2 separate regions of the Mus musculus genome follow, and region 2 is linked to region 1. A link is a loop called in an ENCODE intact Hi-C map of the cell type or tissue named here. Cell type or tissue: heart. All regions are shown on one strand. Links, peaks and the distances in the headings refer to the core of each region. The heading gives the core; the rest is flanking DNA. Region 1 holds the start of Nmrk2 (nicotinamide riboside kinase 2). Region 2 has its middle 17 kb from the start of Nfic.

Evidence for each region. Peaks named below come from ENCODE experiments on the same cell type or tissue, not always from the same donor. Only the 100,000 strongest peaks of a DNase experiment are listed, where the experiment ranks them.
Region 2: a loop joins it to region 1, with 2.9 times the contacts of the local background. A loop is called at or near these places in 11 of 42 quality-filtered maps.

What each region holds. Positions count from the first base shown.
Region 1 is chr10:81,190,051-81,205,749 of GRCm38, forward strand. It overlaps Nmrk2 (nicotinamide riboside kinase 2), which reads right to left and starts at 11,987. Exons shown (of 7, transcript NM_027120.2): 1 at 11,901-11,987; 2 at 10,841-10,931; 3 at 10,482-10,530; 4 at 10,242-10,398; 5 at 9,975-10,046; 6 at 9,554-9,660; 7 at 8,120-9,396. The coding sequence starts at 11,926. The coding sequence ends at 9,311. Atcayos (ataxia, cerebellar, Cayman type, opposite strand) reads left to right here and starts at 4,641. Exons shown (of 3, transcript NR_015477.1): 1 at 4,641-4,672. Dapk3 (death-associated protein kinase 3) reads left to right here. Exons shown (of 9, transcript NM_001190474.1): 3 at 1-249; 4 at 332-461; 5 at 548-596; 6 at 992-1,018; 7 at 1,709-1,861; 8 at 2,247-2,292; 9 at 2,376-3,147. The coding sequence ends at 2,894. It overlaps Atcay (ataxia, cerebellar, Cayman type), which reads right to left. Exons shown (of 13, transcript NM_178662.4): 13 at 14,454-15,699. In heart, for the core only: CTCF peaks have their summits at 8,329 (motif pointing right) and 10,040; DNase peaks (open chromatin) are centred at 6,691, 7,461, 12,151, 12,521 and 4 weaker places; H3K4me3 peaks cover 4,095 bases; H3K27ac peaks cover 6,478 bases; H3K27me3 peaks cover 1,367 bases.
Region 2 is chr10:81,436,794-81,452,492 of GRCm38, forward strand. No RefSeq gene overlaps it. Among named protein-coding and RNA genes, the nearest start is that of Nfic, 17 kb to the left of the region's middle. In heart, for the core only: a CTCF peak has its summit at 8,927; a DNase peak (open chromatin) is centred at 13,568; H3K27me3 peaks cover 2,900 bases.

The sequences.
Region 1 (15,699 bases), core at 4,681-12,680:
GAGGAGATCGAACGCGAGGTGAGCATCCTGCGCGAGATCCGCCACCCCAACATCATAACACTGCATGACGTGTTCGAGAACAAGACAGATGTGGTGCTGATCCTGGAGCTGGTGTCCGGTGGCGAGCTTTTCGACTTCCTGGCCGAGAAGGAGTCATTGACGGAGGATGAGGCCACGCAGTTCCTCAAACAAATCCTAGACGGTGTCCACTACCTGCACTCCAAGCGCATCGCACACTTTGACCTGAAGGTGGCGCACGTTTGTGTGCGTGGGCGCGCGGGGAGGGCGGGGCAGGGGTAACCACGAGTCAACACCCAATGCTGTCCCGCAGCCCGAGAACATCATGTTGCTGGACAAGCACGCAGCCAGCCCCCGCATTAAGCTCATCGACTTTGGCATCGCGCACAGGATCGAGGCTGGCAGCGAGTTCAAGAACATCTTTGGCACACCCGAGTTTGTCGGTGAGGGGCAGGTGTGGGCACTGCCCAGGAGGGTAGGTCCTGCACAGCCACAGCCTCACCTGCCCCAACAATCCTGTCTCCCACAGCCCCCGAGATCGTGAACTATGAGCCACTTGGCTTGGAGGCTGACATGTGGTGAGTGGGCTCAGCGGTGGCCCTGGCCCGTTCTCTCCATACTCCCCGTGCTCCCCTATTCTCCCCGTGCTCCTTTATTCTCTCCTAACTGCACCCAACCTGAAGGCCTTAGACAGCTGGTGAGGGTGTGGGCACTAGACAGCAGCATGGAAGGGCTGAGGCCCCCTGCTCAGACCCCAACCTATCATAGCCTGCATAGGCTCTGCTCAGTCACACGGGACCCAGGAGCTCGCTGCCGCCAGACAGAGGGTCCTGAGGTTCTACTGTCCTGGCTTTAGCCCAGATGCTCAGGAGACCCTGTCACTGACACTGACCACACTCTGTAGAGTGGGGCCCTATACCCTGGGTGTGGAGCTGCCACGGCCATTCTGACCGGTCTTTTCTGCCCCCTACAGGAGCATTGGCGTCATCACCTACATCCTGTGAGTGCCTGAGAGGGGCCTAACTAAGACTGTACCTGCTAGAGGCCAGGATCAGGGCTGGGACCGCTACTAATGCACTGGGAGATAGCTAGGGAAGGAACACTGGCTCTACCTCTGGCCACACCCCTAGCGCCCCCACTGTGGGTTCTAGACCCCACCCCCGACCACACCCTCACTGAGGGATTCTAGGCCATGGCTTAATCTCAGCTCCTCAATAAGGATTGTTGACCCTGTTCTAGGGTTTGCCCACTCCCTTCCCTGGAGATATTTCCCTTCTCAAGGGAGCCAGTGTCCTAAAGAGTCAGGAATATGGGGAGATATCCCAGTATGCCTTCTATTGTGATAAGACCAAACCCACCTTGGGGAGGAAAGGATTTGGTCATTCCTACCACAGTCACATTGGAGGAAGTCAGGGCAGAAGCGAGAGCAGAGGCAGGAACTGTGGCGGGACACTGCTTCCTGGCCTGCTCAGCCTGCCGGTTTTTATGGGCGGGCTTGTTCTCTCCGCTGGCATCGCTCACAGTGGCCACAGCCCACTCACATCAGTCGTCAGTACCCTACAGGCCCGTCTAAAGCAGGCAGACTCTCACTTGAGGTCCCTATTCCCAGAAAACCAGTGGGAGGGTATGGGGTGTCAGCCCCCTTCAGTGACTCCCTCTCTGGCTTGCCATGCGCCCTGTCTCTCTGCAGCCTGAGCGGAGCGTCCCCATTCCTGGGCGAGACCAAGCAGGAGACGCTGACGAACATCTCAGCAGTGAACTATGACTTTGATGAGGAATACTTCAGCAGCACCAGCGAGCTGGCCAAGGACTTCATCCGCAGGCTGCTGGTCAAAGACCCCAAGTAGGCGGCCCATGGTGGCAGCCTCAGTGGCTGGCCACACCAGTTTTATTTTCGGGGTCTTTTTTGTTGTATTTTTGAGACATGGCCAACTGAGCCAGGACCTCTGGGCAAAAGTGACTACAAATCTTAAAACCCTACACAAGTAACCACAGCTCTTAGAACCTCACCAGAGTGGTAGAGCAAGTCTACTCCCATTCCCCAGGCGGGGCGGCAGGGGCTTTAGGGTTGATAGGGCTACAGCTTGTGTGGCTTCTCCATACACTGGGATAGGACACTTGTGGAAGACTTGGGTCATTGTGGGGTCACCTGACATGGTTGCCTTGATGGGGGTCATGCGGGGTCCCTTGGGTGGAGTGACCAGAGGGCTGACCCTCCCATCCCGCAGGAGGAGGATGACCATCGCACAGAGCCTGGAGCATTCCTGGATCAAGGTGAGGCTTCTGGACCCCGGGATCGAGCTCCGGGGAGGGAGGGCTGTAGACGTGGGCCCCTGCCGCAGCTCTGCTCTTCACAGGTGCGCAGGCGCGAGGACGGCGCCCGGAAGCCAGAGCGACGGCGGCTGCGCGCCGCGCGCCTGCGCGAGTACAGCCTCAAGTCCCACTCGAGCATGCCGCGCAACACGAGCTACGCCAGCTTCGAGCGCTTCTCACGCGTGCTGGAGGACGTGGCGGCGGCAGAGCAGGGGCTGCGCGAGCTGCAGCGAGGCAGGCGCCAGTGCCGGGAGCGCGTGTGTGCGCTGCGCGCGGCCGCCGAGCAGCGGGAGGCGCGCTGCCGCGACGGGAGCGCAGGGCTAGGGCGCGACCTGCGACGCCTGCGCACGGAGCTGGGGCGCACCGAGGCTCTGCGCACGCGCGCGCAGGAGGAGGCGCGGGCGGCGCTGTTGGGTGCCGGGGGCCTGAAGCGTCGCCTGTGTCGCCTGGAGAACCGTTACGACGCGCTAGCCGCTCAGGTGGCCGCTGAGGTGCAATTCGTGCGCGACCTGGTGCGTGCGCTGGAGCAGGAACGGCTGCAGGCTGAGTGCGGCGTGCGCTAGGCTGCGGCACCCCCAGACCCCGACCCACCCCCAGAATAAAGCTGCTTTCCACGTACTGTCGCCTGTCTCCCACGCCCCGCAGGGAGGGTGGGAGCGAGCAACCCCACGATAGGTGCTCTCCTACGCCGCCGAAGAGATTATGGCTCTGCCACACCACACACCAAGGGTGGTGTCACCCACAGTTCACATAGAGACGTGCAAGGCTCAATTGGTAAAGCTGAATCTCAGTGGGGACCCGCAGTATCACACAGCTCCGAAAAGGACACACTGCGGGGGTGTGGGGAGACCTGGAGGACACTTAGAGGATATGCACCTGTCATCCCAACTCGTGGAGGCCGAGGCAGTTTGTGACAGCTGAGTCCTGCCTGATCTGTCCCTGGGGCTCTGGGTCAGTTTGTATAATGAGCAGTAACGGGGTCTGCGGCATTCAGATGCTGTCGTGTGCACAGCCACTGTGAGGCGGCAGGAGAGAGCCAGGCCAGGTTCCAAAGTCTGAATGCTGGCTGCCCTCTCTGAGTCCCACACCCTATGGCAGCTTAACCACCTGTAGGTCAAGATTCTGGGATCCAACACCTTCCGCTGTCTATGGGCATGGGGCGTGCACATGATGCACAGACACAAGCTCATAGAGAAGCCATGTGGGATGGCAAAGGCCTGGGGATCCGGATTTGTGAATTCAAGGTCATCCTGGTCTACAGAGTGAGTTCCAGGACTACACCTAAAAACCCATCTCAAAAAAAAAAAAGTGACTGGAGAGATGGCTCAGCTGTTAAGAGCACTGACTGCTCTTCCAGGGGTCCTGAGTTCAATTCCCAGCAACCACATGGTGGCTCACAACCATTTATAATGGGATCTGATGCCCTCTTCTGGTGTGTCTGAAGACAGCTACAGTGTACTCATATACATAAAATAAATAATTTTTTTAAAGCTGTTGCCATAGGCCCCTTCACGAGCTTTCCCGATAAGCCCACATTTTACAAAAATATGAACGTGTAATAGAGCATCCTCGGGACCCAGAAATGGAGCGTTATTTGGGAAGATTGGTCTGTTAGCTAAATTGAACGAAGGTGGGGCTGAGCTGTAGGCAGAAGAGGAATGATATAGAACAGATAGGTTCAAGCTGGAATGGGGGACCGGAGAATGCCGGCTCCGGGTGTGTGCACCAGGTTTCTGTTTCCGTATCAGGGCTTCACCCGGTTAGTGAGGACGGGCTCGTGGCTTCAGGTAACGCTGACGACAGCTGATAGGGCCGACACAGCTGACAAACCCCTGTGGCTTCTCAACCCGCTTTAAACTCCAGGGGCCAATGAGTTCTTGTGTCTCCAAAGCTGGTAACCAGACACCCCAAGTTATGAGCCTTGTCAGACGTCTGGGGCTTAGTAGCAAGGCCCCCTGAGTTGAGTCTTAATCAGTTAATTGACGCATTTATACGTTTTTGAGACAGGCTTTCACTATGTATCCTTGATCTGTGTTTGTGGTCTAGTTCGTACCTCCCCACAAGCTCCCTCGGGTTTAGCCTCTTGTAGGTCAGAGGGCACTGCTGTGCGCCATCCCGCCCCCACCTCCACCCGACCCAACCCCCCACCCCCGTCACAGCCTGGAACAGGTGCACGTAGCAGACCGGGCCTAGCCACGTTCGCGGTCGCTCAGCTCTTGACCATACTAGGGCAAGCAGCTCCCTCGCTATTAATAACCTGGCGGGGAGCCGGCGTCGTGTCTATAAAGCCGAGCACGCCAACCCCAAGCGGCTCCTTCAACCCCTGAGATCTTAAACAAAAGTAAGTACGCCAACCATCTCCCCTCCTTGGCCCTCACCCAGGCTTCCTGCGGCAGAAATGACCCCAAAAGTCAAAGAATTGTGTTAAAACGAAGGATGAGTGAAACACAGACCCTGCTGGTCCCGAAGGCTTGTGGGACAGCGGGCAGGAGGAGCTGTCATCTAAAGGGTGCAGAGCCAGGGACATCCCATCCTACCCAAGTGACCCCCAAGAATGCATGTGTGTCTTGGTGTGGGTGGTGAAGAGCTGGGGGATCAAAGAGGGGACTCTCTGTGTCCCCAAACTCAGTTCTCCTCTGGGTATGCAGCTCCCTGAACTTCTCTGTAGTTCAAAGCCAAAGCCATTTTTTTTTTTTTTTTGAGGTAGGGTCTCTGTAGCCCTGCCTGTCCTGGAACTTGATATGTCCAGGCTGGCCCTGGACTCAGGGAAATCCTCTTCTCTCTGCCTCCTGAGCGCTGGGATCAAAGACACGCACCACAACTCCTGGCTAAAGGGATTTTGTGGCTGTCCCACATGCATAAACCCAAGGTGTGTCCCCAAATTCCACCTGTGACCCATTACTGCAGACCTACTCCTGATGGCTGGAGAGACGAGGAGATGAGAAGTTCCTTTCCAGACAACTTGCAGTCACCGGGTGCATGGTGGTGTGTGGGGGTAGGGTGGATGACCTGGGGACACCCACCACTAGTGACTTCTGGCTCCTGTCAGCCCCTCCCCTCTGGCTTTGGCTGATCTTCCACTTAGTGTCCAGGATGCCCATCTCTTCCCTGGCCCTTGGAGACCTGAGGTCTGGAGAGCAGTGACCTTTGCAGGTGACAGTGTTGGACCAGGTGGGGCCCTGGGGTCTAAGTGCTGACTGAGTGTTCCGCTGAGCGCTGGCTGATGTCTGTGACAGGTGTCAGTGCAGGGATAGGACAGCACAGGGTGGGGAGGGCTGCCTGTCACCCATCTCCAGGTCCTGAGCAAACCACCACTATCACCTCAGTCTCTGGGTGTGGTTATTAGGACTTGGGGTGTGTGGGTTTTGGTGAGGTCACAGTCCTAGGGTTAAGTGTGGGGCAGGAGAGTCAACAAGAAAAGCTGAGAATCTGGTTCGGTGGATAAAGTGTTTGTCTCGAGTGCGTGGGGACCTTGGTCAGAATCCCTAGGACTCAACTCAACTGAGGCACAGCAGTGTCTGTATGGAGTCTGGAAATCCAGCCAGGCAGGGGACCTTATGCTCTGCTAGGTCCCACAGGCCAAGTTCTTCAGGATCTGGGGACAATAGAGCTGAGGGGTCAGCCACGAGGCCCCACTGCTGGCTCTGGGGCTTGTGAGTGTCCCTATCAGCACGGTAACCCATACGGGAGACAGAGGAACCTTGAGCTCATTTTGTGGGGATGTCTGGCTGGGTGTTCTGTGTGGGGCATTCTGGAAGGTGCTGAGTAGTGTCCCACTCTGTGTCTGGAGCTCCCCCAATGTGACACTTGTCCCCAGCCCCCACCGAGAACCTTCACGAGGACACAATCACCAACCTGAGGTTTTTGTTTGTTTGTTTGTTGAGACAGAGTCTCATGTAGCTCCAACTCACTATGTAGCCACAGATGACCTTGAAATTTTGATCCTCCTGCCTCCACCTCCAAGTGAGTGCTGGGTTGGTAGATATGTCAGAATGCCCAGCTCTAATCCACCTTTTTTTGTGACAGACCTTGGACAAGGGACTCCATCTTCCCTGAGCCTCAGTATTCTTAGCCATGTAGAGGAATCCATTTTATACACTGTTCCTCTGGGCGTCAATGTCAGGGTGTCCTGTGTCTGTCCTGGACCGTCCTATGGCCCAGTTAGGGATGCTGGTAATGTCTGGAGTGTTTGTGGGGGAGCTTGCTTCTCTCTGAGTGGGTGGGAGAGGCACACGTCACTAACAGAGGCCAGCAGAGGCCTCGGCTTGGCCAGCTTGCTAGGAGAAGGTTGGGGTAGGCAGGTGACCCTGGAACCTTCTGTCCCTCTGGAAAGGCTTCGAGGGGCTTTCCCCAGCATGCTAGGACCCAAAGGAGGCCCCAAGGGCAGGGCTTCTTGGCAAGGCTCTGCTTGACAGACAGAACACGGGTCAGAAACCTACCTCTTCTGAGTCATCCCAGGCCTCTGGAACACGCAATAAACCCATCCCGACACAGGTGCACCCGCCTGGTGAGCCGAGGGTGGGGTCCCTGAGGACATGGGATGTTCTGGGGAGACTGGGCAAGCCAGTGACTCTGATGCTGGTCCCAGCATTTAAAATGTTCATATTACATTGGTGTGTACATGTGTGTGTGTGGGGGGGGCACGTGAACATGCCACAGCACATGTGTAGAGGTCAGTGGATACCTTGTAGGAATGGTTTCCTTCTTCTCCCATAAGGGCCTTGAAGATGGAACTCATGTCATCAGACTTGGCAGCAAGCTCCTTTACCTACTGGGCCCTCTTGCTGCCCCCAGTTTATTTTTTACTTTTTTTTTTCATTAGGTGTATAGATATTTTGCCTGCATTTTTGTCTGTGTACCACATGTGTGCAGTACCCACAGGGGCCGGAAAGATGTCCTCTGGAGCTGGAATTACAAGTGCATGTGAGCCACCCTGAGGGTGTTGGAGACTGATTCCCGTCCTCTGCAAGAGCAGCCACTGAGCCATCCTTCCAGCCCCAAGTTCATTCTTTATTCTATGAATCATGTCTACGGTGCCTGAGTGGCCAGGCTCTGGCTGCCTTGAAGTCATCTCCCTTATGTCCCTGTCTCATGCTGAACTATTTTGGGGGACGTGACCAGCAGATGAGTCTGGCCACAGTTGTGCCTGGGACAAAGGCCTGGGTTTGGCAAGCATAAACCCTGTTCCAGTCCTGTGCTTTCAGCCTCTGCTTAACCTTGACGCTGCGACCCTACAGGGAAGCTCCTCACGTTGGTCACAGGACTTCTACAGCTGGGGAGATGACAGATGTCTGCATTGCTACCTGTGGGTGTGGGGACACCCCACATCTGTCACGCAGAAGGCAGGTCTCACTAATATTGATTGGGGCAGCATGACAAGAGAAATAGAAATGAGTACAGGAGCCCCATCCCAAAGCAAAACAAAATACCCTTAAGTTTGAAGGTAAAACTCAAGTGTTAGAAAGTGGAATTCAAGAGCCAGACGTTGATAGCACACGCCTTTAACCCCACACTCTGAAGGGAAGCAGACAGATCTCTGATTTCAAGGCCAGAGTGAATTCCAGGACAGCCAGGGCTACACAGAGAAACCTTGTCTCAGGGGAAAAGGAAAGGAAAGAAAAGGATAGGAAAAAAAGAAAACGAATTTTATAATTTATTGTATTTTTTTATATTATTTTATGTGTGGGTGGAGCTGATACTAAAATCTAGTTCCCTAATTGGTTCTTGATTTGGTCAATAAAGAAGGTGGAAACCAGTAGGTCCCAGGCAAAAGAAGAAGCATGTTTTTAAAATTACAAGCAACAATTTTATTTTCAAAGTCTTATGTAGACAAGGAGGCTTCAGACTTGTTATTTAGCAGAACACTACTACTCAGTCACTCGTCCATCCATCTGTCCGTCCGTCCGTCGGTCCATCCATCCATCAATCCACCCATTAATCCATCCATCCACTCATCTACTATAGCATTTTTCTATATGTAATTGGGATTCTGTCATTGCAATTCCACAGATGGCCATTAGGTGTCACCCTCAGGCCAAAGAATAAAATCTCTGAAGCCGACTCTCCTCCACATCTACATTCCAGCACCACCGAAATGTTCTGCTCAGAGCCTCAGTTTTCCCTTTTATGAAGTCCACACAAGTAATAAAAAACACACCGAGCTGGGCAATGGTGGCACACGCCTTTAATCCCAGCACTTGGGAGGCAGAGGCAGGTGGATTTCTGAGTTTGAGGCCAGACTGGTCTACAGAGTGAGTTCCAGGACAGCCAGAGCTATAAAGAGAAACCCTGTCTCGAAAAACAAAACAAAAAACAAAAAACAAAAAAACAAAAAAAAATCACACTGAGACTGTCACCATGGTTCAGGGGGTGTATGGTTGTGTGTGAGAGGAGACAGGTATGCTGGTTGCAGGACAGGCAGCATGTGTTGTGTGTGTGTATTTAGGAGATTCCAAATAACCCTATAGAGTGAGACTTGGCTTTGGTTTCCGAAAGAAGTAGAGGGAGGCTCAGATGAGAGAAGAAAGATCTCAGGAATCCCTCGGGAACTCTCTAGAATTCCATCCTATTTAGGCAGAGAAGCTTTCTAGCTGGACACACCAACTTACTGTGTAATTCTGAGTACCAAAGGTGACCTCTCTGTGCCTGTCTACATTAGGGTAGATGTTGTTTCTCCTTACCCAAGTTCATGAGGAATGTCTCCTTTAGGGAAACTGAGGCACATCAACAAGGTTACCCACAGAGGCCACCAGGTGCCAGTAAAGGGTCTGAGAGAGGTTCACCTCATAGGGACCATACAGGACGCCAGGTTAAAAAACAGAGTCCACTTTAATGTTGAGGTGCTAGAAAATCTCACAGTGTCCGTGCCCACTGCACGTGTGTGGGGACATGCCCTCCTATGTACAGATTTCCTATAGGCGAAGAGCCACTGCGTCCAGTCAGAACATCTCAGGCCCTGCTGTCCAGGACCTGCGTCTTGCTAGGATGTGTTGAGCAGTCTGTTTTGAATATCCTCCAGAACTTGATGGAAGAGTCCCTCCGGGGACTTCATGCCATCTAAATAGACTGAAACCGGAAAGGGACTGGGTCAGGACTGGTAGGGAGAGCAGTGTGGACTCTCTCAGGACAGGAAAGAGCAGCAGGAGAGCCCGGGATGGGATTCAATGGGATGTAGGGAAGCCTGGGGTTTAGAGCATTGGCAGAGCCTCATTCTGGTTCTTACCCACTTCCACCCCGTCCTGCTCCATCTCCCGTCTATACTTCTGGTACATGGGCCACACGTGACCATCAAACAGGCCAGGAGGATCAGGGACCATGTAAGTACGGCTTCTGTAGAGAGAAAGGAGTTCCAGGCCTGTCGTGGGAAGTTGTTGCTCAAGGCAGACTGCAAGTAATCAGCAGACAGGCTCTGGATGAAGGATTAGATAGATCCCTGGGCAAAGGCTGTGGCTGTGGGATTCTCAACTTCCACATTTTTTCCCCACCATTGAGCCTGTCTGGGGAAGGGTGTATGTGTGCTGTGTCCAGGCCTGCGGTTCTGGGCTTCTGTGACAGAGTGTCACTACGGAGCCCACTGCCCATGGCTGGCTGGCTCAGGGAGGAGCCTGTACTCCAGGGACACCCCCGTACCCGTGGCACCATACCTTCTCCTCCGCTTGCATTCCTCATACGGCACGGTCAGGAAGTAGCGTTGGCTGTACAAGTCCACCAGGGGCCTGGTCAGGGAGTGGGGGACAGGGTCAGTTGGTGTCTCTGTGGCACCCCCATGTCTCCCGAGGCCACATATTCGTCCCACTTCCACGGTGTAAACAGACACAGAGCTCTTGGCAGTGCGCAGGCTCTCACAGCAGGGTGAGTACAGTCAACCTGAGGTTCTGAAGGTCTTTGGGCCTTGGCAGGCTGATGCTTACCTGTAGCTGTACAGTAGGAAACCCTCGAGGAGGAGTACGTGGGTGTCCGAGGCACCTGACTGAAGGCTGACGCCATGAGCGCGTGCAAACTTGTGTGGATCCTTCACCCAGGCCTGCACCGTGCTGAGCATGGTCTCCATGTCCAGGGACTCAAGCACTTGTGGGACAGATAGCAGAATTCAGAGCGGGAAGCACCCACAGGGCCCAGTGGGGCAGTTAGGGCAGGGGCACTATGCTTACCGTCCCACTGTTTAAAGCCGTCCTCTCCGACTGCTATTTGGTCCTGGGGCTGAAACACAGGACCCCAAGGTTTGGGCTCAGACCTGTGCCAGCCCAGCCCACCTTGCCACTCTAGGATGGCCCCACAGCGAGGTGCGGTGGTCTATCCATCATCACCTGTCACTCCTCCCTTTGAACCCATTGCAGAGAAGGGAAAGCAGAAGTCTAAGAGGTCGTGGGTAAAAACATCCCAGCATGCCACAGTGAGGCCAGCACCCCCTCCATCAGTCTGACAGGGTTCCTCAACCCTTGGGCACAAGCAGGGCTAATGAGAACGCCTTGCCCCGTATTCCCCACACCTCTGCACCCTAGACAGCCACCTTGAAGAAGTCATCCTGATGGATCACGCAGCAGTTGGGCAGCGCCTTGAGGAGGCTGTTGGTCAGGGTGGTCTTCCCACCGTTGGTCACCCTGGAAGGGCAGCGTGTGTGAGGCAGTGGGGAGATGTCAGCGCCCACTCCCAAGCACCTAACAGGACTCGAGTCACCATGGAGTTACAGTCAGGCCCATTCGGGTGGACAGGTGGTGTGTGTGTGTGTGTGTGTGTGTGCGCGCGCGTGCACGCACGAATTTGTGTGCAGTGACTATCCAGAATCCCAGAGCTCTGAAGATAGGACGTGGTCAGGTAGAGCCCCTCCCCAGAATGCCCTGAGTGGCTGGGGGTGTGGCTCAGGGAGGGGAGCCCCTGCCTAGAATCCCCAGGACAGGACGCCAGGGCAGTAGGTCACAGCAATCTGGTTCTTAGGGTGACTCGTGTCATCCTCAGCCATTCTGGAAATATTGTCCTCTGCCCTAAGTTGCCTGTCTTGGTGCTGACAGCAGCCATGTGGGAGGCCACAGGCAAGCAGAGCTGTGGTCACTGGGGATCATTAGAAAAAAGGCCTAGAGGCACCCGCTGTCACCCTGCTAGGTGTGAGTGAGTTCAAGGCTAGCCTGCATGACTGCTAGCCCACTCCAAAATAAAAAGTAAAAAGAGGGCCAGGCCAGTAGCCCTGTTCTGAGGGCTTGCTCTGTATGCCCAAGGCCCTGGATTCACCCTGGTGCTTCCAGAATTAAAACACACACACACACACACACACACACACACACACACACACATTCATCCTGTTCAGAGACACTTCACTTACTGCCTGTACATCCATCCCCCATCCCCACAGGGCTGGTCCCCAGGTTTTCAGCAGGCCTCCCCAGTATCTTCCTGATGATCTTTAAAATAATCCATCCGTGCAGGTGCAGTGGGACCATCCCTGTCCCCTCAGTGGTCACCAAGCTCACATGCCCCTCATGCCTGCAGACCATGGGCAGCAGGCACTTTCTTCCCAGGGCCTTGAGGTCTTTTCCCTCCCCAAACAGGGTCACACTCCAGGCCCTAGGGCTCACCCTCCAATGCCTATGATGAGTTTCATCTTGGGGACTGGAGGTGACTGGTCCTGAGGTGGCCCCTGCTGCACTGCGCTGCGCTGCGCTGCTCAGCAAGTCCCAGCTCCATTGACAAAGCTGTGGGGCATTTATAGGTTTGGGCAGCCTGGAGGCCGCCCCGGGGGAAGAGGCCCCCAAGCACTTGTGAGAGTAAGGGGGGGGGCGAGCACCTGTTTCATAGGCTGCAAATAGCTTTGGTAGCCTTTTGCCTAAAAAAGTCACGAGCCAGAGGGACAGAGGGACAGCAGCCAACTTTTAGCCTGTGCCCCCGTGTCTGCCTCCCTCCTCCCTCCCCTCTCCCCACCCCTCCTTTCTCCCTTCCTCCCCTCCCTAGTCACACCTTTCTATACCTAAAAATATCTGTGTCCCCTGGTTTCACCCTGACATTGAGACTGGTTCTTATGAGGCCAAGAAAAAGGACTCTCCATCCTCCCCCCTCCTCCCCCCTCCTCCCCTGGCCCCAGCTCAGCCTTGCCAGGAAATTCCTCTTCCAAAAGTGTCATGGCTGAGGTGGGTTTAGGCCTCTGGATGGTGAATCACAAGACAGCTTTGCTCTGATGACCAGGCCTGGCTACAAAATCCTTCTAGAGTGACCGTGTCATTGTGAGCCCACCATGTGACCAGAGTCATTGAGATCAGACTCGGGGGAGCCAGGATGGGGCGGGGCATTGTTCCCCACTGTTGTTGGTAAGGGAGAAGAAATGTTCTGTGTGTGAGCCTGTGTGTATGTCCGTCTATATATATACGTGTGTTTGTGTGTGTGTATGTATGTATGTGTTTATGTATGCATGTATATATGTGTGTGTGTCTGTGTGTATATGTATGTATGTGTGTGTGTGTGTGTGTGTGTGTGTGTGTGTGTGTGTGCAGCCACATGAGGAGGCCAGGGGTCAATGTCAGGTGTCTTCTGGGTCTTCCTATGCAGCCCTGACTGGTCTCAAACTCGCCATGTAGACTAGGTTAGCCTACATCTGCCTCTTGAGTCTGGGATTAAAGGTATGCACCCCCATATCCTGCAGGACCTTATTTATCAAGGTTTATTTTTATTTTTTTGTGTATGGGTATTTGCCTGCATATGTGTCTGTCGTCCAAGTTTGTGCCTACTGCCATTAGAGGTCAGAAGGGGGCGTCAGAACCCCTGGAACTGGAGGTGCCAGTGGTTGGGAGCTGTCGTGTGGGTGTTGGGACTGGAACCTGGGTGATCGGCTGGAGCAGCCTCTACTGTAACTGCTGAACCATGTCTCTAGCCCTGACCACTTATTTTTTTTTAAAGATTTATTTATTTATTATATGTAAATACACTGTAGCTGTCTTCAGACACACCAGAAGAGGGTGTCAGAGCTCATTACGGATGGTTGTGAGCCACCATGTGGTTGCTGGGAATTGAACTCAGGACCTTTGGAAGAGCAGTCAGTGCTCTTACCCGCTGAGCCATCTCACCAGCCCCAACCACTTATTTTTAAGGTGGAGTCTTGCTGAACTTTGAGCTGTGTGACGGGGCTGGGCGTGGCCAGTGGGCCCCATGACACCCTACCTCAGCTCCCTGGTGCTGAGCTACACATGTGACACAATGCCTGCCTTTTATCTAGGTTGTGGCATTTGATAGGAGGTCCCTCTGCCCTGTGGCCAGCACTTTATCTCATGAGTCCCAAGTCCCCCAACCTGTCCTTCTGGGGTCACCAAGTTCCATCTCCTCTCTGCTGTGCCCTGGTGGTCCCACCTCTGGGGACACACACTATTCTAGCTTAAGGCTGGTTCTTGCATCAGAGAGGACTCATCCCTCAGGATGTCTGGTCTTTCCCTCTTGGTCCCCAGGGACCCGAGCAGGCACTGTGACCAAGACAGGAAGGACATGGATGGCTGGGCCCAGATCCATGGGGAGGTTGGGAATGAGTGTGTGAATGAATGAATGGGTTATGGAATGAGTGTGTGAATGAATGAATGGGTTATGGAATGAGTGAGTGAATGAATGAATGGGTTATGGAATGAGTGAGTGTACTTGAGCCTGTAGGCAATGAAAGGTGCCTGTCCTGCCCAGCCTTTGTCCTGCTGGCTCAGCGCCTCCCTCCCTAGGCCCTGTCACCACGCTCATATCCCAGCTATGAGCACATCCAGACTGGGCATATCCAGATTACAGCACACTGGCCTCTGTTTGGTTTATTAGAGACAGAGTCTCTATCCGTGCCCCAGGTTGGTCTGGAACTCTGTGCAGTCCTCTTGCCTCAGTAGCATCCTGAGCGCTGGGATGTTACCCATGGGTCATCACACCCTAGTCCCCCATCACATCTTGCTGGCGACACTAAACATAGCTGTGTTCAAATGCCCTGGTCTGTGTGTGTTCTGAGGTTCAGGCGGTGGAGCCAAAGTCTTTGGAGACTCACCAGCCCATCCCCCATTCTCCTGCTGCAGGCAGGACTGTGCACCCCACTCCCCCAAGGCTTGGCCACTGGTCACAGAGGCAGGAGGCTTGCCTTCTGCACCCTCCCCATATCTGGGAACACAGAGATATGTGCATATATCTTCCCTCTGCATTATAATTTATTTATTTCACATAAAAATCCCCACCCCAGCCTCCCCGGACTTTGTGTTACTTTGGGGACTGTCCCCACCGTCTCTGTGTTTATAACTGCACAATTTGCTGGTGGGCGGTGGACACTGTTGCTCTGGGTCACTTGCCAAATGGATCCTGGGTGTCTCAGTAAAGAAATGGAACAGCCCTTCCCCATGAGGCTGCTGGACCTCTGTGTCTTGCCTCACTGTCCCCCAGGTACCTGGGGTGGTGGTCCCAGGTGTGGGCTAGAATATTAAGCCCCTCGGGGTCTCCTGTTTGGGGGGTCTTCAGTGGCCCTGGTGGGTTCTGCTTGCCTGTATCAGTGGGTGCTGGTGATTCCAAAGGGGCGGTGAGCATGCCATGGCAGCAAGGAGGTGGATGGAGCAGGTGGCCCCCACTGGAGTTCCTGGGCTTGGAGGCAGGACCTTAGACCTTTGGGGACAGCAGGGTTGTGTCCATTCATCCATCCATCCATCCCAGACACAGAGATCCTCTCACCTCATAGGCCTTGGCTGTCACCAGCAGCCGCCTAGTCAGAAAAAGCCTCCAGGATTCTGTTTTCAAAAAGCCAAGAGGGGCTGTCTGTGGACCTGGCCCCAGGCACCATCTTGGTTCTCATCTTCTGATGCTGGATAAAGACAACTTACAAACCACCAGCCCAGCCTGGGGGGTCACACACCTGCCATCTCAGCTCTCAGGAGGCTGAGGCAGGAGGATCAGGAGTTTGAGGCCAGGCTGGTCTTCATAGCAAGATCTTCTCTCAAAACAAAACAAAAAGCACTGCTTTGCTCTACTCTCTCGGGTCCCCTCCCGGTGCCACAGAGTAGCTCTGGTTGTGGTGTGTTTCCTGCAGAGCTCAGATCCATGGGTGTTATTGGCAGGACACTCTGATTCTCTCTAGGTGGAAGCTGCTGTCCTGCGGCCATCAGAGGCCGAGAAGCAAGAAACATGTCAGAGGGGACACCTCACAGTGGGGTGGATAGAACCTACCTTTGGGGGAGAGGCACAGAGCTCTCTCTCTCTGTCTGTCTCTCTCTCTTCCTCTTTTTTTTTCTGGACAGGGTCTCACTATGTAGCCCTTGCTATCTTGGAACTCACAGAAATCCCCCTGCCTCCTATTCCTGAGTGCTGAAATTAAAGGCATATGCCACCACTGCGCAGTGCTAAGATTTCTTAACATAGAGATACTCAAGTCTTTAGGGAACCACA
Region 2 (15,699 bases), core at 5,784-13,783, 250 kb after region 1:
AAAGAAAATCCCCCTCAATGTTATTAAATGCTTACAACTGTTTCCTCTACAGTCATGTTTGCACTACATGCATGCAGAGGCCAGGAGAGGGTGTTGGACCCCTGGAACTGAGGTTAAGATGATGGTGAGCCGTCATGTGGATGCTGGGACTTGAACACACAGATCCTTTGGAAGAGGAAGTGCTCTAAGGCATGGAGGCAACTCTCACTGCTCCTGCCATCTCCTTAGGAGAGTTTTCTGACACTCAGCAACAAGTAGGCTTCAGGACGGACTGTTGCCTCAGTCATTTGGGAGGTTGAGGAAGGATGGTTACCAATTCTAAACTAGCTTGGAAAAAGAAAAAGAACTGGAAGCATAATTAAGGGGTAAAGCCCCACTTAGACTCCCTCAGTGAGGGGCTGGGGCCTGGTCAGGGGTGGAGCCCCTGCCTAGAATTCTCCAGTGAGGGGCTGGAAGCATGGTGGAGTTCACATCTAATATGAGAGAGAACTCAGATTTAGGCCTAGAATTGCAGAAAAAAGTTAATCCCAGTAAAAACTATGCATGTGAATTAAAACACTACCTGAAGCCCCCTACTGTCACCTAAAAATCACTCGCAGTCACCTACAGATATATATACTGTCACCCACAGACACCATTAGTCACATACAAATTCTACAGGCATATGTAGATTCCTATAGAAACTTAAAAGCTACTACAGACACTTACAAACACTTATAGAAATCTATAGACCCCCTACAGATACATATATACAATTTTTTTTTTTGGTTTTTTGAGACAGGGTTTCTCTGTGTAGCTCTGGCTGTCCTGAAACTCACTCTGTAGACCAGGCTGGCCTCAAACTCAGAAATCCACCTGCCTCTGCCTCCGAGTGCTGGGATTAAAGGCGTGTGCCACCACGCCTGGCCATATATACACTTAAAACTCCTACAGACACCTGCAGAAACATACAGATACCCACAGATTCCTACAGACATCTAAAGACTCCTACAGACACCTACACCCATATATTGCACCTATACCCCATTCAGATTCCCACAGACCGCTAAGACACCCACAGATTGCTACAGTAACTATACATTCCTACAGACAATCACAGACTCATAAAGTCATTATAGACACCTGCAGACTCTGAAACACATATAGAGATTTCTACAGACATCTAGAGATTCCTACAGACACCTACAATCACTTACAGTTGCCCAGAGTCACCTACAGCCACCCGTGGTAATCTACAGTCAACCATAGATACCTATAGACATAAACTCCCACAAAAACCCAGACTTTTACTCTCCTACAGACACCCACAGATACTAGTCACCTACAGACTACTATGGATACTTACAGACACCTACAAACTTCTACAGTCACCCACACAAATATAGGTACGTAAATTACCTCCAGACACCTACAGTCACCTACAGACCTTTTCAGACTCCTGTTGACACCCACATATTTCTACAGAAAATGATAGTCACTTCCAGGCAACTATAGATTCCTGGACACCACAGACTTTTATAGTCACTTATAGACATCTACCTACACTGACAGAAACCTAAAGACACTCACAGAGTATTACAGACACCTACCATCACCTACATATAACCATAGATCCCTAGAGACCCCCACAGACTACTGCAGACACCTACAGTCACCTATGGTCACTTACAGTCACCTGAAATCACCTGTAATTACCTATAGTCACAAACAGATACCTATAAACACAGACATTTACAGAAACCTTCAGACTCCTACTGACACCCCACAGACTGTTACAGACACCTACACACTCACTCCTACAGACAGGTATAGTCCCCTAAGAATAGATTCCACTGGGGCTGGAGAGATGGCTCAGCAGTTAAGAGCACTGACTGCTCTTCTAGAGATTCTGAGTTCAAATCCCAGCAACTACATGGTGGCTCACAACCATCCGTAATGAAATCTGATGCCCTCTTCTTGTGTGTCTGAAGACAGCTACAGTGTACTTACATAAAATAAATAAATATATTTTTTATTAGGTATTTTCCTCATTTACATTTCCAATGCTATCCCAAAAGTCCCCCATACCCACCCCCCACTCCCTTACCCACCCACTCCCCCTTTTTGGCCCTGGCGTTCCCCTGTACAGGGGCATAAAAAGTTTGCAAGTCCAATGGGCCTCTCTTTCCAGTGATGGCCGACTAGGCCATCTTTTGATACACATGCAGCTAGAGTCAAGAGCTCTGGGGTACTGGTTAGTTCATATTGTTCCACCTATAGGGTTGCAGTTCCCTTTAGTTCCTTGGGTGCTTTCTCTAGCTCCTCCATTGGGGGCCCTGTGATCCATTCAATAGCTGACTGTGAGCATCCACTTCTGTGTTTGCTAGGCCCCAAATAAATATTTTTAAAAAAAGAATAGATTTCACCAGACAATTGTAGATTCCTACAGACTCCTATAGTTACCTATAGATACCCATAAATCCTACAGAAAAACAGATTTCTACAGACACACATAGACTCTTGCAGACACCTATAGGCTCCCATAGTAACCTACACAGACTCCTACAAAATCCTACCTAACCCTCCAGACATATGCATATATCCAGGGATGTCTACGGAAACTTGCAGACACCAGCAGAATTCTACAGAAATGTACAGATACCTATATATACTTACAAATTTGTACAGACACCCACAGATGACTAAAGACACCTAAAAACTTGTACAGATGCCTATTCACTCCTTCAGGTACCTACAATTCCTCCCGACACAGACAATATCCTGTATACGTGTAAAGTGGAGACTTAAGGGTTCTTTGGAAAGTCAGTTGTGTTGGATGGTGTTTTGCTGGGGCAAACACATGAAGGAGTGTTTTCCTGAAGTAGGCACAGGTGAATGGATGTTTCACTAAGGCTGACCAGTAAGAAAACGTTTCACTGAAGCAGACACAGGAGAGAGGATGCTCTGCTAAAGCAAGCATGTGAAAGGACACGTGAGGAAGGATTCTTCGCTAACAACGTGCATTTATTTATTAGTGTGCCTTTCATTAAGTAGTTGAGCTCCTTTTGTTGAGACTCCATAGAGAGAAACGCACCAAACAACTTGCGGTGGTGTGCTGGTCGTGTCTTGCCTCTTCGGCAGACTCAGGCCGATTGGCAACCTGTTGTCAGCTGATAGAGACTCATGTGGAGTTTTGCTAAGACAGACTCATGTGCTAAGGCAGACCCGTGGAGGACATGTGATGTTTAGAGGGACTATAAAAAGGACTCAGTGGACTGTGAGAGAGGCTTGCTTATAGAAACAGCTCAGCAATACTTCTCGGTCTCCTGTCTTTGCTGATCTTTGCGTCATTGACAGAGGCATAGCCAAGAACTTCTGGTGTTGTTGGTAGTCCTAATCTCTCCTGCTGCCTTGTGGCAATTCTGCTGAGGCCTGGATGTTCCTCTTGTGCCACTGCCGCTGCTATCCCGACACTACTGGACTTTATGGATATGGATTGCTGCATATCCATAAAGGGTTTGTGAGTGATCGAGCTGCTGCTCCTGACCTGCTCCTGACCTGCTGATTTTCTGACAGCACAGATGGAATTTACTCCAAAGAACCATTTCTAAACAGGTCCACTTCCCCCATATCATAGTAACCTTTCTTTTCCTCTTACCCCTGGTGGGTGGTGGGCTAGAAAGGAGATTAAAGCATTTAAGAAACACCATTAAAAGTAGGCTTTGAAAAATCAGACTCCTACAGACATCTTTAGACTCCTGCAGACACCTATAGACACCAGCCATTACATACACATACCTACAGATACTTACAGACTTCTACAGTAACCAGGGGTCATCAGTCACCTACAGGTACCCTCAGACATCGATAGTCATCTATAGACTCCAACAGACAGCTATAGTCATTTATAGTCACTTATAGTCAGCTACAGTCACCTGCAATCACCTGCACTTACCTAGAGTCACCCATAGACATCAATAGAAACCAACAGACATTCACAGATTCTTTTTTTTTTTTTTTTTTTTAAGTTTTTCAAGACAGGGTTTCTCTGTATAGCCCTGGCTGTCCTGGAACTCACTCTGTAGACCAGACTGGCCTCCAACTCAGAAATCTGCCTGTCTCTGCCTCCCAAGTGCTGGGATTAAAGGTGTGTGCCACCACCACCCAGCTCTTTTCACAGATTCTTATAGACACCAATAAGCTCCTATATACATGTAAAGATTCTTAAAGGTACCTGCAGACTTCTGCACACACCTATTGATGCCTAAGATATTCACAGGCTCTGATAATCACACATAGACACCAACAGACTCCTATAAATACCTAAAGACTCCTACAGGACCCTACAGATCAGTACATACACCTGGAGACTTCTACAGAAACAACAGACACCTACAGACTCCTATAGACTACTATAGACCTAGAGACCTTGAAACCACTACAGCCCCCTACAGGTCCATACAGATTCCTACAGCCACCTACAGACTCCATTAGAAAACTACCAATACCCAAAGATGCCTATATGAGACATCTATAAGAGACAACTTCAGACACCTATAGTCACCTTTAGACACTGCAGAAACCTATAAACTTCTATAGGTGCCTACAGACACCTAAGAATACCTACAGACCTTAGAGAAACCTACAGTCACAGTCTCCCAGTGTTATATGCAGTCATATGTGGTCACCTACAGGTACCTAAAGTCATCCACAGATACATATTCCCACAGACACCCACAAAATTTTACAGGCACAGAGATCTACAAATACCTACAGACTCCTACAGCCACCTACATTCTTCTATGGTTATCCACAGCCTCTCACAGGCATGTACAGATTGCTACAGAAACTATACAGACTTGTTTAGTTACCAACAGATGCCTATAGACGCCCAGAGACACCTACAGATCTCTACAGGTCCCAAAGACCTACAGACACCTACATATTCTTAATATCACTTAGAAATTTTTACAGACACAAAGAGATGCCTACAGACTCTAAAATTCAACTACACACACACACACACACACACACACACACACGGATATGTATAGATACCTCACACTCCTACAGATACCTACAGACAAGTACAGTTATCTAGAGGTGCCTACAGACTCCCAAAGACCTCCAAACTCCTTCACACACCTACAGATTTATACAGTCAACTACAGATTCCTATAGACTTTTACAGATACCAAGGGATGCCTACAGATACCTACAAATTGCAAGATTACTACAGACACCTACTGATAACTACAGATACCTACAGAGATCTACAGACACCTACTGTCACCCACAAACAACTATAGCCTCCAACAGACACACACAGATATATTCAGACACATACAGACTCACACATACAGAGACCCACACATTTTTACACATATCTACAAATTCCTACAGACACCAACAGTTTTCCATAGATAGCCCCAGACCCCCACAGATACATACAGAATACTCTAGATACCTGTATGATTCTACAGACACCTAGACATTCCTACAGACACCCACAGATGCCTATAGACACCCACAGACTCCTGCATGTACCTACAGATCTTTACAGCTACCTATAGACTCCTAAAGGAACCTATAGAATTTTAAAGAAAACTACAGATTCCTACAGACACCCATGGACTCCTACAGTCACCTTCTAACGCCAATAGACACCAGCCATCATCTACAAACTCTTACAGTCACTCTTTGTCACTACCAGGCAGCTACAAGTACCTACAGTCACATACAGACATCTCCAGTCACCTACAGACTCCTAAAGACACTTACAGTCACTTCTAGTCACCTGCAATTATCCATGATCACCTACATTACCTTCAGTCAGCCACAGACACCTACAGATACCCACAGACACCTGTAGATGCCCACAGACACCTACTTTAGCTTTAGTTACTTACAGACAACTATAAATTCCTACAGATTCCTATATATACTCACAGACTTTCATAGTCACATAAGGCATATATAGACTCCTATAGCTGGGCAGTGGTGGCGCACACCTTTAATCTTAGCACTTGGGAGGCAGAGGCAGGCGGATTTTTGAGTTTGAGGCCAGCCTGGTCTACAAAGTGAGTTCCAGGACAGCCAGGGCTATACAGAGAAACCCTATTTTGAAAAACCAAAAAAAAGAGAGACATATTTAGACTCCTATAGATGCCTACATAATGCTACAGACACCTACAGACTCCTACAGTCACCCAAAGACACCCACAGATACCAGTAGTCAACTACAGATCCTATTAATACCTACAGACACTTACAGTCACCCCCCATAGTCACCTAGAGGCACCTACACTTAACTTCAGTCACCCACAGACACCAGCAGTCATGAGCAGACTCCTATAGTTGCCTAAAGACTCTTGCAGTCACCTACAGAGACACTCACCCAGAGACAATTACAATTATCTACATACACCTATAGCCTCCTACAGACATCCATAGCTTCCCACAGACAGCCACAGATTCCTACAGCAACTATATATTCCTATAGACACTCAAAAACTCCTTTTGTTACTGATGGACACCTATAGTACCCTACAGACACTTGGAGATACAGATTCCTACAGACACTCAAACTTCTAAACACATATAGACACACACAGACACATATGTGCTCCTCCACATGCCAACAAACACCAAAGTCATGTATAGACACCCAGAGACACCAGCCATCATGATCAGACACTTATAGATACATACAGATTCCTAGGGTCACCCTCAGTCACCTACAGTCACCTACAGGTACTTACAGTCACTCACAGACAATTATTACAGTAACCTGTAGACTCTAATAGGCACCTGCAGTGACTCACAGTTACTCACAGTCATCCCATAAACACTACAGATACCCTCAGACACTTTCAGGTACTCAAAGACTTTTACAGACACCTACAGTCTCTAGAATCACCTTCAGCCACCTTCAGACTACTATAGACACCTATGAATTCTTTTTTTGACACTTATGAATTCTTAAAGATACCTACAGACATTTATAGACTCCTACAGATACCAAAAGAAAACAACCATCACCTACAAACTCCCACAGTCATCCATAGCCACCTATAGGCCGCTATAGGTACCTACAGACATCCATGGAAAACCTGTAGTTTCCTACAGACACCTAGAGTTACCTAGTGTCACTTCAGATCACTCTGATCGCCTACCCTTACCTTCAATGAACCACAGACTCCTACAGACAAGTATAAATTCTTACACTACTGTAAATTTCTACATAAATCTATAGACTCATATAGTCACCCACAGACTCCTACAAATAGCTAGAGACATTTACAAACTCATACAAACAAACTAGCAAATTCCTACAGAATTTTACAGACACCCAGAGATACATACAGATACTTACAGACTCCAACAGACAACTAAAGACACCCACAGATGCCAATAGACACCCACAGAATCCTACAATCAACTACCGTCACCTACAGCCTCCTACAAAATCCTATAAACACTCAAAGATGCATAAAGACATGTACAAACTCTTATATATACTCACACACTAAGAAAACCTACAGAGTCCTACAGACACCTAGAGGAACCTACAGACACTTATAGACTCCTACAGACACCTACAGATTCCTACTGATTTTTACACACACCCATAGATGGCTACAGAAATCTATAGACCACAAGACACTCCTACAAATACCTATGGTCTACTGCAGAAAACTAAACTACAATCTTCTTCTTTCTTCTTCTTCTTCTTCTTCTTCTTCTCCTTCTCCTTCTCCTTCTCCTTCTCCTTCTCCTTCTCCTTCTCCTTCTCCTTCTCCTTCTCCTTCTCCTTCTCCTTCCTTCTCCTTCTCCTTCTCCTTCTCCTTCTCCTTCTCCTTCTCCTTCTCCTTCTCCTTCCTTCTCCTTCTTCTCCTTCTTCTTCTCCTTTGATTTTTCAAGACAGGGTTTCTCTGTATAGCCTTGGCTGTCCTGGACTTACTCTGTAGACCAGTCTGGCCTCGAAACTCAGAAATCTGCCTGCTTCTGCTTCCCAAGTGCTGGGATTAAAGGCATGTGCCACCACTGCCCGGCAACTACAATCTTCTATAAACCCCCTCAGATACCCATGGACACTTACAGATTCCTTCAGACTCCTATATACACCTAAAAATGTTTGCAGAACTTCTTCATACTCCTAAAAACACATACAGACTCCTCTAGACATCCACAGACTCCTATAGACACCTAGAAGTTCCTATGGACACCACAGATGCCTACAGACACCTAAATTTACCTACAGACTCCTACTGAACCTACAGACATCAACAAACTTCTACAGATACCATAGCCTCATATAAACACACAGAAACTCCTACAAACAGCTAACCTACAGACAACTTTAAATTCTTACAGAATCCTACATACATTCAGAGACTTCCACAGTTATCTACAGACATGTACAAATTCCTATAAACACATAATCCTACAGACACCTATATACTTCTACAGTCACCTTCAGACACCCACTGACACCAGTAGTCAACTACAGATCCTACTGATACCTACAGACACATGATCACTAGAGTCACTTACATATACTTTTAGTCACCCAGACATCAACTGTCACCTATAAAAATCTACAGTCTCCTACAGACACCATAGGACACCAGCAGTCACATACAAAGTCTCACAGACTTCAACAGACACCTGTTGTCATTTACAGTCATTTACAGGTAACTAAGTTACCCACAGACACCTAGAGTTACCTGCAGAATCATTCAGACATATACTGACACATATACCTAGTGACTCTTTTTTTTAAAAAAGATTTTATTTATTTTATGTATGTGAGTACACTGTAGCTATCTTCAGACACACCAGAAGAGGGCATCATATCTCATTACAGATGGTTGTGAGCTACCATGTGATTGCTGGGAATTGAACTCTAGAAGAACAGTAAGTGCTCTTAACCACTGAGCCATCTCTCCAGCCCCACCTAGTGACTCTTACAGAAACCCACGGACACCATCAGATTCCTACAGAAATACAGACACCTACAAACACCTATAAATTTGTACAGACGCTTTCATAAACCCACAGATTCCCTTAGTCACCTACAGGCACCTATAGACATCTATATGATCCAATAGATGCCTAAAGACACTAGAGACTCTGTTTCTGTCTCTGTCTCTCTCTGTCTCTCTCTCACACACACACACTCCTTCAGATATCTACAATTCTTCAAGACACAGACAATATCCTATACACACCTACAGATATCACAACACCTAAAGACTCTTATTGACATACACACACACACACACACACACACACACACACACATTGACATGTATAGATCCACAGACACCAGCAGTCATCTACCAACTCCTAAAAATACCCACAGACTCCTACAGTCAGTCCTAGTCACCTAAAGTCCCCTACAGGTACCCAGAGACTATTATAGTATATGATCCAATAGATGCCTACATACACTTACAGCCTCCTATAAATGCCCACAGGTGCCTAAAGTAAATATATAGCCCTATAAACACCCAAAGACTCCTACATACTCCTTCAGACATTTACAAAGTCCTACAGATACATAGAGGCACCTACAGACTCCTACAGATATCTATAACTCCTGCAGTCATTCATAGACAACCATAGACACCAGCTGTCACATACAGATGACTACAGATACTTACAAAATGTTACAGCCACCAGAGGTCAACTACAGTCACCCACAGGTACCTACAGATACCTCCAGTCACCTATAGACTCCAAGAGATACTTATGGTCACTTACAATCACTCAGTCACCTGTGATCACCTACATTTACCTATAGGTACTCACAGACAACAACAGAAATCTACAGACACCATAGATTTTATAGATACCCACAAATTCTTATAGATATTTAAATATTCTTATAGATACCCACAGACTATTGAAAATACCTATAGATTAAAAAAAAGATGTATTTATTGTATTTATATGAGTGCATTGTAGCTGTTCTTCAAACACACCAGAAGAGGGCATCAGATCCTATTATAGATGATTGTGAGCCACCATGTGGTTACTGGAAATTGAACTAAGGACCTCTGGAAGAGCAGTCAGTGCTCTTAACCACTGAGCCATCTCTCCAGCCCTACACCTATAGATTCTTAAGACACCACAGACTCTGACAACTACCTACAGACACCAAGAGATTTCTATAAACACCTAAAGACTCCTCCAGAAACAACAGATACCTAAACACACCTCCAGACTCCTCCAGACTACTATAGACCTAGAGACTACAATAGCCACCTTCAGAGTCACACAGATTCCTGCAGACACCTACAGTCTCCATCAGAATAGTACAGATAGCTGCAGATAGTTACAGACACCAAAGGATACCTAGCAGACTCCAGAGACAACTACAGTCATTTACAGTTGGCCACCATTACCTACAGTCATGTGTGGTCACCTATAGGTACCTAAAGTCACCCAGAGACACAAATTCTCACAGAAACCCACAAACTTCTACAGACACAGACAGACTTCTATAAACACCTAAAGACTTCTATGGTCACCTACATCTTCCTAGGGACATCTAAAACCTCCTACAGACATGTACAGATTCCTACAGAAACCCACAGACTCATACAGTTACCAATAGACACTTACAGACTTCTACAGACACCTAGAGACACTTGCAGATGCCCACATGTCCCAAACTCCCACAGACTCCTGAGTCACCTAAAGACTTTTGCAGACACCAAGAGATGCCTACAGACACCTACAGACTCCAAAAGACAACAACAGACATCACAAATGCCTATAGATGTCCATACACTCCTACAGATACCTACAGATACCTACAGACATTTAGAGTTACCTACAGACTCCTACATACCTCCAAATTCCTACAAATACCTAAAGACTTTTACAGTCACCTACAGACTCCCACAGACTTTTATAGACACCAAAAGACACCTATTGACACTCACAAATGCATACAGACACCCAGAAATGTCTACAGACAACTACAGATGCCACCAAACAATGCAATCAGACATATATAGACTCCTACAAAGAACCATACACACTACAGATACCTATGGACTCTTACAGACACCTACAATCTCCCATAGATATCCTCAGACACCTACAGACTCCTACAGATACCTATAGACTTTTACAAACACACAGACTTCTCTTGATATACACAGACTCCTACAGACTCCTACAAACTTCTCTACACACCCAGACTCCTAGGGACACAGACAGAATCTACAAACACCTATAGGCCCCTATAGTTACCTACAACCATCTATGGATATCCAGTCTTATATAGACATCTACAGACTCCTAAAGATACCTACAGATTCCTATAGCCACTTACTGACAACTGTAAATTCCTACAGAAGCATAGATTTCTACAGAAACTCACAGATTCATATAGTCACCTACAGACATCTGCAGACTCCTACAGACCCCCAAGCTTCTACAGACACCAACAGACTTTTACAGTCACCTACAGATTCCTACAGGTTTTACAGACACCCAGAGATACCTACAGACATTTAGACTCCAACAGATAAATTATAGACACCTATAGATGCTTATAGATACCTACAGAATCCTGCAAACATGTCCAGTCACCTACAGACTACTGCAGGATGCTACAAACACCCAAAGATGCATATAAACATGTACAAACTTCTATAGACACCCATACACTTCTACAGATACCTATGGACTGCTTCAGATACCTAGAAAAAAAACTATAGGCATCCATAGATTTCTACAGTCACCTACAGACTTCTACTGACTTTTATACCCACCCATAGATGCCTACAGACATCAACACAGTCCTATAGACTTCCTCACACTCCCACCGATATCTACAGTCTCCTACAGGCACCTACAATCTTTTATAGACACTCACAGACACCTACAGATTCCTACTGACTCCTGTATACACTTAAGGACTTTCAAAGCATTCCTATAGACACCTACAGACTACTACAAACACATAGACTCCCCCTAGACATCCATGGGCTCCTGCAGACACCTAAATACTTCTACAGACTCCTACTGAAATTACAGGCAGCAACAAACTCCTAAATACACCTACAGATACCCATGTACTCCTTCATATACCTGCAAATAGCCACAGATTCCAACAGACACCTATAGACACCCAAACTTCTACAGACACCTACAGAATCCTACAGATTCTCGCTGACTTGTACAGATGCCTATAGACTCCTACACATTCTTAAAGAAAGGTAAAGACTCCTATGGTCTCCTACAGTCACTCACAGACACCCACAGGCACCAGTAATCATCAACAGACTTGTTCAGATACCTACAAACTCCTACTGTCACCCACCTACATACACTTACTGTCACCTAAAGACTCATACAGACACTGACAGTTATAGTCACATGTGACCATCTAAAGCTACTCAGCAACACCTACAAAAACCTGACCCCTTCAGATCTGCAAATACTTCTACAGACACAGACAAAATCCTGCAGATCTCTACAGGCTCCTACTGACATCTATAACCACCAACAGACTCCTACAGACACCTATAGACTCTCAGAGACACCTACAAACACCAGCCATTCCCTACACACTTCTGATGCCATTCATGGTCTCCTACAGGAATTGGCATATACCTACAGCTACCTACAGATATCTATAGTCACTCTCCATCACCTACAGTCACCTATGACTACCTATCTGTACTTACAGTCACCAAGAAACAACTACGGACACTTATAGACACCAATAGAAACAGGCAGACTCCTACATACACCTATAGACTCTACCAACTTTTACAGACATTCATAGATGCCTATAGATACCCACAGATTTCTACAGTAACTATAGATTTCTACATACACTCCCAGACCCATATAGTCACCTACAGCACCTACATATTTTAACAGGCATCTAGAGACTCCTGCAAAATATTACAGACACCCGAGATGCCTACAGACACCTATAGACTCCAACAGAGAACTACAAACACACATAGATGCCTAAAGATACCTATAGTTACCCATCAGACATCCACAAATACTTGCTGTCACCTACAAACTTCTACAGTCACCTGCAGTTACCTACAGATACTGATAGTCCCCCACTTACCTATAGTAACTTACAAACACCTACAGATACCTAAAATAACTGTAGAACCCTACAGAAACCTACAGAATTATATAGTCACCTACAGACACATAGAGACTTTTAAAGACACCCACAGACAACATCTGCCACTTACAGACTCTTACAGATATTTACAGACACCTACAGGTACTGACAGTTACTTAGACACCTACAGTTACATACTGACGTCTATAGACACCTACACCATTTACAGGCATCTACCTTTGCTTACAGTCACCCACAGACACCAGCAGTCACCTACAGACATCAACAGTCACTACAAAACTTCCGTATAGTCACCTAGTCGCCTGTGCTCACCTAGAGTCACCTACAGACTCTTACAGACATCTGCAATCATCAGCAAACACCTGCTGTCCCACCTGGTGCCCTGCACCCTGCCCAGCAGCCTTGGTCAGCTATGGCGACTTGCAGTTCTTTTCTGCCCTCTACTGTTCACATCCAGCATTGCACCCATTGCTGCCAGTTTGAACGGACTGCAATCCCTACTGCCCAGGATGAGACAGAGCAGCTCCTATGCAGCTGCAGGGGTCCAGGCAGGCTGCCCGAGTTGAACATAAAATTAGTGGGGGACAGATCTAACATCTCGGTACGGTGTGGTGTACAAAGGCCCTGGGTTCAATTCCCAGCACTGCCTGGCTTCACACTTTGATGTTTGGAGTTTGTGAAGTATACAACATCCTAGGAGCCTCTGTTTTTCTGTTGCCTTTTTTTTTTTTTTTCTTTTGTTTACTCTGATTTAAGGGGGTTTGGGCATCCTGAGCTCAGCTTAGTCTGTGGCCTCCACCCATGGATCCAGGAGCTCCCAATTTGGGACATGAGTGTCTTGTAGCCCAGGTTGGCTTGGAAGTCAGTATGTAGCCAAGGATGACGTGCCCCTGCCCCCTGGGCTTTGGGATGACACTATGACCACGAGGTGCTCTGCCCACGGAGACAGATATGGGCTCCTCAACAACCTAGATATTTCTTTCTCCAAGCTCGGCACAGGAAGGGTCCCCTGAGGAGCTGACTCTACACCTCACCTGGACACAAGGCACAGGGGTCATAGCTTGGAGGCCACATGGCACCATGACTGTAGGGGCAGTGTGAGCAGAGTCTACTGGATGGAACCACAAACACAGAGCCCAAGTGGGTCTATCCTCAGACCCCTGACAACATCCCCGCCTCTGACTCCCCAGAGGCCACAGGCTGCATCACCTGCATCCTCCAGATGCAACGCCTGTGCCCCTCAAATTGGGTGGCATTGGGGGGGGGGAGCCCTTACCCCAGCTGCGCCAGCTGGGAACAATCCCAGGAACGGGTCATTAGGAGATGGGCTGGGGCGGCTGCTCCTGAGCACACAGACAGCATTTAATTTTCCACTGTTTTCTCTGTGGTGGGTCTCAAGCCCAGTGTGTGGGGGGCAGTCACCCCAGAGAGTGCCCACAGCAGGCAGAGGGAGTAGGAGGGAGCTGGGAGAAGTAGAGCTGGAATCAGGTGGAGCCTTTGCTGCACACTGAGCTGGATCATACATCCATGGTACGAGAAGCAGGAGCAATCTAGGCACGGCTGCTATTGTGAAATTCATCTGTCACTGCTGCTGCCACAGGACCGTCACAGGACACCTCCTGTCCTTCCAGCATGTGGGGCCTGGGGCAGAACTCCAGGGTCTGCCTGGCAACCTCTTGACAAGGACCGACTGAGCTGATTCCCTTTTTCCTGAAAAATATTTTTCTTTCCCAGACGGGGTCTCTCCATGTAACGGTGGCTACCCTGGAACTTGATATGTAGATAAAGTTGACCTTGAACTCAAAGATCTGCCTATCTCTGCCTCCCAAACACTGAGATTAAAGGGATATGCCACCACCACCCAGCTAGCATTGGGATTCTTTACATGAAACATCTAAAAGAAAATGTCTAACTTACAAGGTGAGCAAATCCTATAAGCCAACAGGGAACAGCATATCACCCATGCATCCATCCATCTATCTATCCATCATCCATCCATCCATCCACCCACCTATTCATTCAATCCATCCATCCACCCACCCACCCACCCACCCACCCATCCATCCATCCATCCACTCATCTATCCATCCATCCATCCATCCATACATCCATCCATACATACTCCACCCACCCATCCCTAGATGGCTGGCTGGATGCTGCGGTGGGTGATATGCTGTTCCCTGTTGGCTTATAAGGTTCGCTCGCCTTCTAAGTTAGACAATTGTCTTCTTGCCTCATGTAAAGGATCCCAACACTAGCTGGATGGTCTCTACCCCTGCTTAGTCAACACTTCCAGCTTCTTCTGTCCCCCCAAAGGCCTGTGTTCAAATCCCTGTCTCCTGCTCTTTCCTCGAGGACAGTGAGCTATCCACCACTCCATTTCCATGTTTTCCCGCATGTTGAGGGATGGAATCCTCCGTGCCTAGCCTCTGGGGCTGTGGGTGTCAACGCTGCCCCCATGGCCCCAGCTTGGCCCTGCTCTGTCTTTCAACTGGGTCTCCCGCCTCCCTCTGTCCCCCAACATCCCGCCGGGCGCTCTGGGGAACATTCCGTGGTTTGCAGCAGACTGTCCGGCTCCGCGGAGC